Regions from separate parts of the Homo sapiens genome. Here region 2 is linked to region 1. A link is an interaction called in ENCODE POLR2A ChIA-PET data of the cell type or tissue named here. Cell type or tissue: HepG2. All regions are shown on one strand. Links, peaks and the distances in the headings refer to the core of each region. The heading gives the core; the rest is flanking DNA.

Region 1 (6,522 bases), core at 952-5,951:
GACCAGCTAATTTTTTGTTTTTAATTTTTTGTAGAGATGGGGACTCACTTTGTTGCCCAGGCTGGTCTTGAACTCCTAGCCACAAGTGATCCTCCCGCCTTGGCCTCCCAAAGCACTGGAATTACAGGCAGGAGCCACTGTACCCGACCTCATTTCCTCTTTTTCTGGCCTCAAGAGAGTTGGACAGTACTGGTCGTTATGCTCTTAGCAAGACCACAGCATATACCTGGAAGTTGCCATCCAAGCTGCCCCTCCATGCCTGCCTCTTCAAACAGCCATCTCTTACAACATGGGATGTTCCTGACATTGAGTAACAAGGTGACCAAATTGCCCTGCCCTGGCCTACCCTCTCGTTTCATCTCAAGAACAATGTTCAGGGAAAAAAAAGGACTCTTAAAGATGCACAGCTTGCTTCACTTTCAGCCTGTGTGATTCAGGACAGAACACACCTAACCCAATTCATAAACAGTCATTTCCAGAAAGGAAGAACAGGATGCCCGTGTCGTGATGCTACAAGCCTGGTGTGGGGAGGTTCTATTGCAAATTCAATGGTTTTTTTCATAGCTGGATAATAAAGTTCAGTTGTTAAACACATGAGGCAGATTAACTTTATAGGTCTTGGGTTACAAGGATCATAATGGAAGACACTCAAATTACAGCTGATGGAGATGAATCATTTATTAATCTGGGGGTGCGGGTTGTCATGGCTCTGCTTACTATAAGGCCTATTTTTAAGGATACGAGCCTTGAGATTACCTACATTTCTAAAACAGGTTCCTGCTCTGAGTCTACTACCTAAAGAGGAAAGAATGTTTACAAAACAATTCAAAATACTTCTTTAAAAACTTCACCCCCGGGCCAGGCACAGTGGCTTACTCCTGTAATCCCAGCACTTTGGGAGGCCAAGGCGGGTGGATCACTTGAGGCCAGGAGTTCAAAATTAGCCTGGCCAACATAGTGTGAACCCGTTTCTACTAAAAATACAAAAATGAGTCGGGCATGGTGGTGCACGTCTGTAATCCAAGTTTCTCAGGAGGCTGAGGCAGGAGAATCACTTGAACCCAGGATGGGGAGGTTGCAGTGAGCCAAGATTGATTGCGCCACTGCAATCCAGCCTGGGCGACAGAGTAAGGCTCTACCTCAAAAAAAAAAAAAAAAAGAAAGAAAGAAAGAAAGAAAGAGAAAGAAAAAAAGAAAAACTTCACCCTCATGACATGCCAACTATTTGTCCTATAATTGCTCCCGGTTCAGGAAAAAACAGTCTTGAACTAAGAATGATGCAGTTGGGAAAATTCTTTTTTTTTTTTTTTTTTGAGACGGAGTCTCACTCTGTCGCCAGGCTGGAGTGCAGTGGCCTGATCTCGGCTCACTGCAATCTCCAACTTCCAGGTTCAAGCGATTCCCCAGCCTCAGCCTCCCGAGTATCTGAGACTATAGGCAAGCACCACCACACCCAGCTAATTTTTTTTTTTTTGTTTTTTTGTATTTTAGTAGAGACAGGGTTTCACCATGTTGGCCAGGATGGTCTTGATCTCCTGACCTTGTGATCCGCCTGCCTCGGCCTCCCAAAGTGCTGGGATTACAGGTGTGAGCCACCACACTCAACTGGGAAAACTATTATCATTATTTTGAGACTCTCACTCTGTTGCCCAGGCTGGAGTGCAGTGGCGCGATCTCGGCTCACTGCAACCTCCACCTCCCAGGTTCGCACCATTCTCCTGCCTCAGCCTCCTGAGTAGCTTGTGCCACCATGCCTGGCTAATTTTTGTATTTTTAAAAGAGACAAGGTTTCACCATATCTCGAACTTCTGACCTCAAGAGATCTGCCTGCCTGGGCCTCCCAAAGTGCTGGGGTTACAGGCATGAGCCACCGCACTCGGCAAGTTTCCTCATTTTTAAAATGAGGCTCATAATGGACCCTTCTTCAAAGGGTTGCTGTGAGGCTTAAATAAAGTTGTATAAATAAAGGCCTAAGCACAGTTTCTGGTACCTAGTAAGTGCTCAGTGAAAAAGAAGGTATTAGGCTGGGCACCATGGCTCAGGCCTGTAATCCCAGCACTTTGGGAGGCTGTAGCGGACAAATCACCTGAGGTCAGGAGTTCAAGACCAGCCTGGCCAACATGGTGAAACCCCATCTCTACTAAAAATACAAAAATTAACTGGGTGTGGTGGTGTGTGCCTATAATTCCAGCTACTTGGGAGGCTGAGGTAAGATAATTGCTTGAACCTAGGGGGAGGGTGGAGGTTGCAGTGAGCCGAGATCATGCCACTGCACTCCAGCCTTGGTGACAGAGCAAGACTCTGTCTCAAAAATAAAATAAAATAAAATAAAATAAAATAAAAAGAAGGTATTATCATTTATGCTTATTATTATAAATTATATCATCATCACCTTTCCCAACAGACAAAGCTTTTCTTTAGAGAGGAAATCCAGAAAACAATTATTCCAATGATTAAGAAATCAAAGCAGAAGGAGAGGAAGGAAGGGAGGAGGGAGAAAAAGAATTATTGACTCATTGATTGATTGTTAGGGGTAAAATTAGCAGAAATCTCCCCATCATAAAATAATGACTTCAAATGTATTCCAGACCATTAAGACAGAGATCTCAGAAGGGAGTGAAGTAAGGAACTTGGAGGAACAGCAAGGCAGAAAATGAATCATTTCTGAACACAGGGGAAGTGTGAGTCGACTGCCTAACTGCCAGGGTGGAAAGCAGAGGCTTCTAGAAGACCCTGGAGAGGGCTGATCCACTGCAATGACTTTGAAAAGCTCAGATACAGTTAACACTCTAGCAAGAACCACAAAAAAGGCCTCCATATAAGTACCACTGTAAGTACGTAATAAAAGGAGTTAACATTCACTCTGGCAGGTTTTTACTGAAACAATGAAACCTAAGACTAGGACCCAACATTTCCATTCTTTTTTTTTTTTTTTTTTTTTTCTGAGACGGACTCTCGCTCTGTCCCAGGCTGGAGTAGTGGCGTGATCTCGACTCACTGTAACCTCCGCCTCCTGGGTCAAGCGATTCTCCTGCCTCAGCCTTCAGAGTAGCTGGGATTACAGGATTGCGCCACCACACCTGGCCAATTTTTTTTTGTATTTTTAGTAGAGACAGGGTTTTACCATGTTGGCCAGGCTGGTCTCAAACTCCTGACCTCGTGATCTACCCGCTTCGGCCCCCCAAAGTGTTGGGATTACAGGCATGAGCCACTGCGCCCGGCCCCAATATTTCCATTCTAAGAAGCTCATTGAAATAATCACATTGTCATGCCAGCCGGGAACTTCCTATCATTTCCCCTCCTCCCCTACAAGGGACATTTCTGCCCTAGAGACGACTTCCAACGTCTTCCTGTTTCCTGATGTGGTGTTGGTCTCCCCTGTTACAGGGCTAGACCTGCTGTAAAGTCCTGTGGACCACTTCCTACCTTCATGACCTGATCAAATCGCTTCACCTCCCTGCACATTGGTTTCCTCTTCTGGAAAATGGTGCCAAATTCCTCCTAAGTTCATCATGAGGATTAGAAATGAGTTACTGCCTAATTCAATGGCATATCCTGGGAGCCACTCAAAATAGAGATGATGCTAGTTATGATCACGGTCATACGTTATATTTTATAAAGCCCTTTGTCATGAATTCCTCCCATTCCTTTTCACGTGGATATAGGCTGGGCGCCCATGCTGCAGAAGCCCATTGGTGGGTCCTGGGAGGGCCTGACTTCTGCCCCAAGGGATTCACAGTGGAGGGCTGTCCCTCCAAGCATCCCTGTGCAGCAGAGGAGGGGCAAGATGAGTTAGCAAGCAACTGTAGTCTCTCCCCTCCTACTCAATCCTCGTCCTTCTGGCAGCAGAGAGGCCAAACCTCAGGCTCTGACCTCAAGGGCCAGATTTTTCTGAACACAAAGATCTAATCACCACCATCCCAGGACCGGGTGGGCGGGTGCCACTGGTCTGTATGTACTCTGGCCTTTGGACATTATAAAGGAGGCTGCTGGAGCAATTGTCAGACTTAAGCAGCCATGCAGCTGGCTCTGTGCCCTGGCAGTCATTCACCAAGTCAGGCATTGATTTTGGTGCTCCTGCCTGGACTCACCACATCTTTCCAAAGGTAGGATGGATGGCCCTAGACCTTTAGGAAGTGGGCCTTTTGCCACACAGCTGTTGGGAAACGGAGCTGCCAAAAAGAAGCCACCTCGGGGCCTCTCAAGCTCAGGCTGGCTCAGATGGATGCCAGTCTCCGTGTTTCCTTCCACTCATCTGTCCACGGTGTTCAGGGCATGGATGTCAGAGGAAGAGAATCAGACTCAAAGTGACTTCTCCCCTCTGAGCCTCAAAAACAGCCGACTCATGGGCTGTTACACACATGGACAGAAAAACACAATAGGGCCCTCCATAGCCCTCCTTCCAGATTGTTCTCTGGCCAGGTGGGATCAAGAGTGGGACCCACCAGCACGGCACCAGCACACAGCAGGTGTTCCTGAAGGCTAAAAAAGCCTCACTTACTACTTGCAAATGCATCTCCGAAGTCTGCCAGCAGTTTCAAAATTGTACAGCCATTGCAGAAAGTGTCTCTCTGGCTTCTTCCTCCAACAAGACATTATTTGTTTCATCTTCTCAGGGTCCCTCCCAGGCACACAATCTAAATCACATTCCACTAGAATCCAGCTCTCAACAGTCAATCAAAATGATAACTCACCTGCTATATTAGGAGGGTTAATACAGTTTCTTGTCTTTCTTGGGATATTCTTCACCAACCTTGTCCAACCCGCAGACCGCAGGCTGCATGTGGCCCAGGACCGCTTTGAATGTGGCCCAATACAAATTCATAAACTTTCTTAAAACATTATGAGATTTGAGTTTTGTTTTGTTTTGTTTTGGTTTTTAGCTCCTCAGCTATCATTAGCGTTAGTGTATTTCATGTGTGGCCCAAGACAATTCTTCCAGTGTGGCCCTGGGAATCCAAAAAATTGTACACCCCTGTTCTATACAAAACCAAAAATAAACAGGTATTAGCATTAACTTTAAATTTAAAAAAAAAAAAGCAGAAAATATTGTAAGGCTGTGGTAGGTGGTCCCAAATCTCAGAGGATGCTTGTTGCAGTGGGGGAGCTTCTAACTCACAGATCAAGGGGTACAGGTGGGGCTGGTTCCCAGTTAGCCTGATGTCCCAGATGAAGGAAAAGCCAGAGCTGAGGCTGGGCGCGGTAGCTCACGCCTGTAATCCCAGCACTTTGGGAGGCTGACGTGGGTGGATCATGAGGTCAGGAGTTCAAGACCAGCCTAGCCAGCATGGTGAAACCCTGTCTCTAGTGAAAATACAAAAAATTAGCCGGGCATGGTGGTGCACATCTGTAATCCCAGCTACTGGGGAGGCTGAGCCAGGAGAATCACTTGAACCCAGGACGCAGAGGTTGCAGTGAGCCGAGATCGTGCCACTGCACTCCAGCCTGGGCAATAGAGCAAGACTCTGTCTCAAAAAAAAAAAAAAAAAAAAAAAGCAAGAGTTGAGCGCCGTGGCACACGCCTATAATCCCAACTACTTATGAGGCTGAGGCAGGAGGATCACTTGAGCCCAGGAGCTGGAGGCTGCAGTGAGCTGTGATCACCCCACTGCATGCCAGTCTGGGCGATGAAGCAAGACCTTGTCTCTTAAACAAAACACACACACACACACACACACAACCAGCCAACTTGTTTGGGGCTTTTCCCACAAGACGATTTCAACACTCCAGTCATTTTCTAATTTACATTCAAATAAACAGGAGTTATGGACCAGCTTGGCGGGCTGTTTATGAGTTACACACCTCAGAGCAAACCTGCATGTCTGGTCTGTGGCACCCACACCACTTGTCATGTGGACAAGTCACCATGGTGCCAGCAGAACCACTGGAATTCCTCAAGTACCCAACCAGGCTGGCTCCACTGGGGGTCTTCTCCTTTGCCAGAGAGAAAGCCAGGACAGCAGGCATGACAGCAAGAGCACCACATAAGGAGTCCAGAGGACTGAGTTCTAGTCTGGTGCATAAGGTGTCCAGAGGCCCAAGTTCTAGTCTGGCTTTACTGGTCACTCACTGGCTGTGTGACCCTGAGCAAGTCACCTAACCTCTCTGGCCTCGGTTTCTTTGGCTGTAAAACAAGATAAATCTCTGATTCTAGGCTGCCACTGCCACCCTCCCCCAAAATGGAACAAGCACTGAACCAAAAGTGATGGAAAACCACTCTTTCTGGGTTCACTCTAGGACTATTTAATGCGTGCCGGATACCTAGAAGGCCACATTCCACAGACATCCATTTAATTAAGGTAAGAGGCATGAAGAAAAATCAACCCCAGAATTTGGATCTCAAGAACCGAGAGGTAATGAAGAATCATTACCTTCAGCTCTTCCATCTCTAGACTCTCCCTAAACAGTGAGAGCAAATAGGTATCATCTCATGCAGCACTCTAACTGACCTGGAGTGGCTGTGTTAATAAAGATGCCGAGGCTGTGTTTAGGCTCAAAGGGGAAAACAGCATCATGATTGAT
Region 2 (6,522 bases), core at 1,161-6,160, 390 kb before region 1:
GCATGCAACTTTGTTTTTCTTTTGGGAAGAGGCTCCCTCTTCCCCTTCTAATTCCATGGACCCTCTGCCATTGAGGCACTGTCTGCATGTCATGGAGGGAGCATATCATTGTGCTTGTGGCTTGGGCCCTGCTCTTTTGCAGTCCTGAGGAGCTTGAATCTGTTACTCACTCTAAACAACAGGGCCAGGAGTTCATAGCCCAAGGGACAGGACTGGTGAATCTTAGTGCATTTAAGATAGGAAAAAAGTTAATGGGTGAGAAATGTCAGACTGCCAGCATTATTTCCTACCCAGAGAACCTTAGTAACTGTCCAGGTGGGAGCCTCTGCTGAAGAGTTTTTTTTTTTTTTTAATCCTTGTGTCTATAAAAATAATACACCAGTTAGACTTCCTGACTATACACTCTACAATGTGCACTCAAGTACCTCCATAGGTACCTGATAAGCATCATCACATTTAGTCCTCATTATCAACCTCTAAGCCAATTAATAGATGAAGATGGAAAGACTCAGGGCCCAGTGTGGTGGCTCATACCTGTAATCCTAACATTTTGGGAGGCCAAGGCAGGAGGATCTCTTGAGCCCAGGAGTTTGAGACCACCAACCTGGGCAATATAGCGAGACCCCACCTCTACAAAAAATTTAAAAACTAGCCAGATGTGGTGGTATGTACCTGTGGTCCCAGCTACTTGAGAAGCTGAGGTGGGAGAATCGCTTGAGCCTGGGAGGTAGAAGCTGCAATGAACCATGATTGCACCACTGCACTCCAGCTTGGATGACAGAGCGAGACCCTGCCTTAAAAAAAAAAAAAAGACTTAGACATTCTCCCTATAGTATGTGGCAGAGCTAGGGACTGGCTCCAACTCTGTGTGACTCCCAAAGCCCGTGTGCCCCTCACTGTGCAGTGCTGCTTCACCATGTGCATGCTGTGGAAAATTTAGAAAATACAGACCAATTAAGAAAAATTTCCCGCAATTTCAGTACCTCAAAACAGCCACTGGTAACATGTTGGTATAGTTCATGCTAGTTTTGTATCTGTGTGTGTGTACATTTTTCTTTAGGTAATTGGGGTCTTATTGGTCCACAGGCAGCCCTTTATTCACTTCTAAGGCATAAACGTTTTTCCATTATCATTAAAAATGTCAAACACGCTGAGGCAGGAGAATGGCATGAACCCGGGAGGCGGAGCTTGCAGTGAGCCAATATCGCGCCACTGCACTCCAGCCTGGGCGACAGAGCAAGACTCCGTCTCAAAAAAAAAAAAAAAAATGTCAAACATGGCCGGGCACAGTGGCTCACACCTGTAACCCCAACTGAGATAGGGTATGGTGGCACACACCTGTAATCCCAGCTACTTGGGAGGCTGAAGCAGGAGAATCGCTTGAACCTGGGAGCAGAAGTTATAGTGAGCTGAAATTATGCCGCTGCACTCCAACCTCAGCGACAGAGTGAGACTATCTCAAAAAAAAAAAAAAGGAAAATGTCAAATATAATTTTCAGTAGCTCTTTAACATTCCATGACCTCTAAGTTATTTTGCTTCCCATCACAGCTGTAATTCAACAACAACTTTGGGATTTATTTTCAACATATTCCCTTTAAACTGTGAGGATTGAAGAGATACAGTATAACATTTAGATGAGACATTAAATAAAGAGGACCCAGTGGTGTTTTTAAAAAACCATTGGCATTGTAGTTACTACTTTTACTCAGTGAGGAAGATGTATGATACCACACCTATAAAATTTAACCCTAAGTCTGGATTTTTTTCTTCTGCTTCTGCCAGAAAAAATAACAAGCTTTTCTGAAGTGAGAAGCTGTTCTCAGCCACGAGTCCTGTGCAAGATCACTAATGATTACCTGGCATTTCTGCGACACAGGCAGGTCCTCAGGTGAGATCTCCAGACTTTACTGCTGGGGCAGGAAGCGTAAATGATTCAGAAGATGGCTACCGTTTCTCTCCAAGCCTTTTATAAGTTGGTGCAAAAGTAATTACGACTTAGTGTTTTTTTAAAAAAGTTGAAACCCACAATTACTTTTGTACCAACCTAATACCTTCCCTCCTGTGGTCAAGTGGGCTCTGTTAGTTTGTTTCAAGGATTACTGATGATGTTTGACAGATCACTGTTGAGAAGGGGTCACAGAGGTCCCTTGATATGTTCATGTGGTGGGAGGCTTGCACCAACTTTTTTTTGGTTATAAAAGGGTATTATTTTATTGTCCTTATTAATACTAATAATAGAGCACACTTATTAAATGCCTTTCAATAACACGTAATTAATTTAATACCTCTAGGAGATAATACTATTAAGTCCAATGTTTATTTTAATAATTTTTAAATTTCTTTGTATGGATGTAGGGGGTACAGGTTTCTTATATGCATATATTGTGTAATGGTGGAGTCTGGGCTTTTAGGGCACCCATCACCCGAATGGTGAACATTGTACCAATAAATAATTGTTCAATCCTTACCCCTGTCCCATCTCCCACCTTTTGGAGTCTCCATTATCTTATTCCACTCTGTTTGTCCATGTGGGCCCATTGTTTTGCTCCCACTTCTAAGTGAGGTCATGCAGTATTTGCCTTTCAGTTTCAGAGTTATTTCACTTAGGATAGATGGCCCCTAGTTCTAGCCATCCGACTTTTTACTCTGGATGATATTTTCATGTGGGTGCTACTTCAAGTAAAGTAGCCTGGTAGAGAGATTGTTTTCTGGAAGTCTGGATTTCTGAATAATTCATTTCAGTGTTTTTAACTGGGCTGATTGTGCATTTTGTATAGAATGGCAATGTCATCAAGCATCTAAAGAAATCATCTCAATATGGGAGCCTCCGGGGGTCAGTGCTGTGTGCTTTAGGCTGCTAGCAAAAGCTGTTCCTTTAGGAAAAAACAGTTACTGGTGATTTAGATAAAAACTTAGTATATAATTTAGAGCTGCTCTTCAGAAAAGCACCCGTTAGTGGACAGGACCAGTTCTACAGTAAAGTCTTCACTGGTCCTTGGCAGGATGGTAATTGTAAGGACAATGGAATAAGCTATACATAAAACCAAATATCTTCAATATAATGGACTGTCTTGCATTCTGAAGTGTGTACCTTTTGCTTTGTTAATGTTGAAATGGCCCTTTCTTTTTTGTGTGCTGTCACAAAGTATGCACTGGTAAATATTTGTTTAGTGAATGGATGAATACAATGATGATGACAGCAAATAATCATGTTGGATTTTTCTCTCGAGTCCTTACTTGGCAAAATAAAAGCTGACCTCTCAGTTTTGGTTTCCCAAATACTGTGGACTACTCCAGAAAATTCAAATATCTGGGAATCTTTGACCTATAGGATACCTGGTTTGAATTAGAGCTTTATGGGTGGGACTGATTCATTCTTTGTTCATTCGTAAAGCTGGGCCTGCCCTTATCCTATGCCAGGTGCTGTGCTCTTTCCCTTAAGAAGATGTGATTATTTAATATAGGATGTAGCATCCCTGGTCTTGGTGAGTTGCATGAAAGAGCCTATAGGAGGTAGGGACTTGTGCCGGAGAGCTGTTAGCGCTTTGGAGGGTGTTGACAGGTCCTGAGTATCTCTGCTGCCCAGGTCCCTGCCCACCCTCTGCTCTTGAGCCCCTTTCTGTGTGTGTTTTTCACACAACAATCTACAACACCCACTTGCCCATTTTCCTTGCAGGGTTTGTGCAAGTTTGCAAACATGTTCACCCTGTCTCAGACCTCGAGAGCATGGTTCATCGATAGAGCCCGTCAGGCACGAGAAGAAAGGCTTGTGCAGAAGGAACGGGAGCGGGCAGCTGTTGTGATCCAGGCCCATGTCCGGAGTTTTCTCTGTCGGAGTCGACTGCAGAGAGATATCAGGTAAGGGCTAGGATCTCCCTAGCACATGATTCTCTGGCTCCCAATTAATAGCAGATAAATGAGTTTTTTCTCATAAAGTGCTTGAAAAGCCTTCCAGGTGCTACAAGCTGTTAATTTAAAATGTCTTTTTTTGCACTTTCTTTTCTAGGAGAGAGATTGATGACTTTTTTAAAGCAGATGACCCTGAGTCCACTAAAAGAAGTGCACTTTGTATTTTCAAGATTGCCAGGAAACTGCTGTTCCTATTCAGAATCAAAGAGGATAATGAGGTAAAACGATAATAGCAAACATGTATAATACTTCCATATGTCAGATCTTTTATAATTATTGATATTAACTCAGTTCTTATAGCAGCTTTATGAGGTAATTACTGTCACCCTCACATCCTGTCCCTTTTGTTTTCTTGGGACCTGTTTTGGAGGGATTATGCCCAGTGCTTTTAGGAATCTTTTCACATTGACCATTATAAGCACAAGTTGAACTCAGATGCATGCAAGAGTCAGGAAGTTTAGGTAAATGAGTAAAAAAAACATATATGAGATAAAACATAATACAAAATACAAATCATATTAAACGGTAACTGACAGGCAGCAGTGGTAAGGACATCAAAAGGAGTAGCAGGGTCTGTGGCCTGCCCCATCCACGGGGAGCAGCTACTACACACCTCGGTGGTGGACTCATACTCTGATTTTTTTTTGAGATGAAGTCTCTCTCTGTCGCCAGGCTGGTGTGCAGTGGCGCAGTCTTGGCTCACTGCCAGTCTTCACCTCCCGGGTTCAAGCAGTTCTCCGGCCTCAGCCTCCCTAGTATCTGGAACTATAGGCTCGTGCCACCACGCCCAGCTAATTTTTGTATTTTTAGTAGAGATGGGGTTTCACCATGTTGGCCAGGATAGTCTCGATCTCTTAGCCTTGTGATCTGCCCGCCTCAGCCTCCCAGAGTGCTGGGATTACAGGCGTGAGCCACTGTACCCAGCCTCTGATTTTTTTTTTTTTTTTTTAAAGAGATGCCAAAGATCTGAGTTTTTATGCTCAATGTTCGTTCATTCATTCTTTCATATTCTGAGACAGGGTCTCACTGTCGCCCAGGCTGGAGTGCAGTAGCACTATCACAGCTCACTATAGTCTTGACCTCCCAAGTCTCAAACGATTCTTCTGCCTCAGCCTCCTCAGTAGCTGGGACTGCAGGTGTGTGCCACCATGCACAGCAAGTTTTTGTATTTTTTGTAGAGATAGGGTTTTACCTTATTGCCCAGGCTTGTCTCAAACTCCTGGGCTCAAGTGATCCACCTGCCTCAGCATCCCAAAGTGCTGGGATTACAGGCGTGAGCTACCATCAATGTTCTAATTTGTAAATCTTGGCAATTAATTTGAAATTTTTTAAATATCCTGCAAATCATACAAAAGGTGCCAGTTTGCACCTTAGGGATTAGAATGATCAGCCTGAAAAGTGTAATCCCAGAAAAGCAGCTAGTTATCTGTAATAGTACTAACAATGCCACTGAGGCATGTCTCCAAGTTACCAGCTGTTAGGCTGTTAGGCATTCCTATTGCTAAGCTTCACATTGTGCCAACCCTCTCTAGGCACTGGGCCCTTGGGAGGAAACAGGACGGGCAAGATCTCTACGCTCATGGAGCTCATAGCCCAGCAAGAGAGGGAGGACTATGCAGGCAGTGAACACATGATTACGTAGATGAGGACAGATAAGCTGGAGGAGGTGAACCTCATCTTACAGAGAAGGAAACTGCAGCTCAGGGTGGTAGGGCAGCTTGCCCAATATCACATGGTTTAAGGGCGGATCCAGGATTGGTATAGCCAAAATGGAACCTGTTTTCTAGTTTCCACTTTTCTTCCTTTTGCATTACAGGATAAAAGTGATGATACAGCAGCCTTTGGCTACTGGCTGTGAGGCAAAAGTCAGTATCCATGGTGCTTAAGAAAAGGTAAACTGGAGAGCACAGTTGAGGAGACAGCAGCAGGCCTGCAGGAATCCAAATCCAGTTTGCCAGATTGATACTGTTTTTTGAAAGAAGCCTCAATTTGGGTTTTTATGTGAAGTATACCAGTTTCTAAAACATTTCTATAGGGTTCCTCCAGCTCTTGGGCCACCAGTTGGAGAACCCTTTAGTCTTTATGATCTTCAGTGTCCTCATCTGTAGGAAGGAACTGCATGTGATTATGTGTGAATCACCTGGCATAATACCTGCACGTGCCAGGTACCCGCTGAAGGCTTGTTTTCTTTGTTTTCACTTTTTGATGGATTGTGGGAATGTATAACCCCCAGTGTGTCTCTTTGCAGAGATTTGAGAAGTTGTGTCGCAGCATCCTGAGCAGCATGGATGCTGAGAATGAGCCTAAGGTAAGTGGACGGGAGCCGCAGTGTCTCCCACAAGCTCTTAAGGGCCAACCTACTGGGCTCTGAAAGTTCCTGTTGAATATTAGGACCAATTCACACACAAATGCAAATAAGTAGTGGATGGAAAACATTACCAAAGTACAAATGATTCCTTAGTTTCTTCATGATCCAGGTAGCTACGTTCTGCTCTTGCCACAACACAGGATAGTAAATTTTCTTACTAGGCTATTTTGTCTTTGCGTTTAGTGTTAAAATAAGTCCTGTTTACAGCTTATTTGTCCATTCAGGTCCACTGCTTTATCTGGCA

The links. Peaks named below come from ENCODE experiments on the same cell type or tissue, not always from the same donor. Only the 100,000 strongest peaks of a DNase experiment are listed, where the experiment ranks them.
Region 2: POLR2A ChIA-PET joins it to region 1 with 5 read pairs; 3 of 35 experiments call an interaction of 5 or more read pairs at or near these places.

The regions. Positions count from the first base shown.
Region 1 is chr12:109,868,162-109,874,683 of GRCh38, forward strand. All of the region lies in intron 1 of GLTP (glycolipid transfer protein), which reads right to left. Among named protein-coding and RNA genes, the nearest start is that of GLTP, 9.1 kb to the right of the region's middle. In HepG2, for the core only: no CTCF peak of the experiment used is centred there; a DNase peak (open chromatin) is centred at 3,960.
Region 2 is chr12:109,479,854-109,486,375 of GRCh38, forward strand. UBE3B (ubiquitin protein ligase E3B) reads left to right here. Exons shown (of 28, transcript NM_130466.4): 2 at 1,784-1,889; 3 at 3,678-3,859; 4 at 4,008-4,128; 5 at 6,159-6,218. The coding sequence starts at 3,699. Among named protein-coding and RNA genes, the nearest start is that of UBE3B, 5.5 kb to the left of the region's middle. In HepG2, for the core only: no CTCF peak of the experiment used is centred there; no DNase peak of the experiment used is centred there.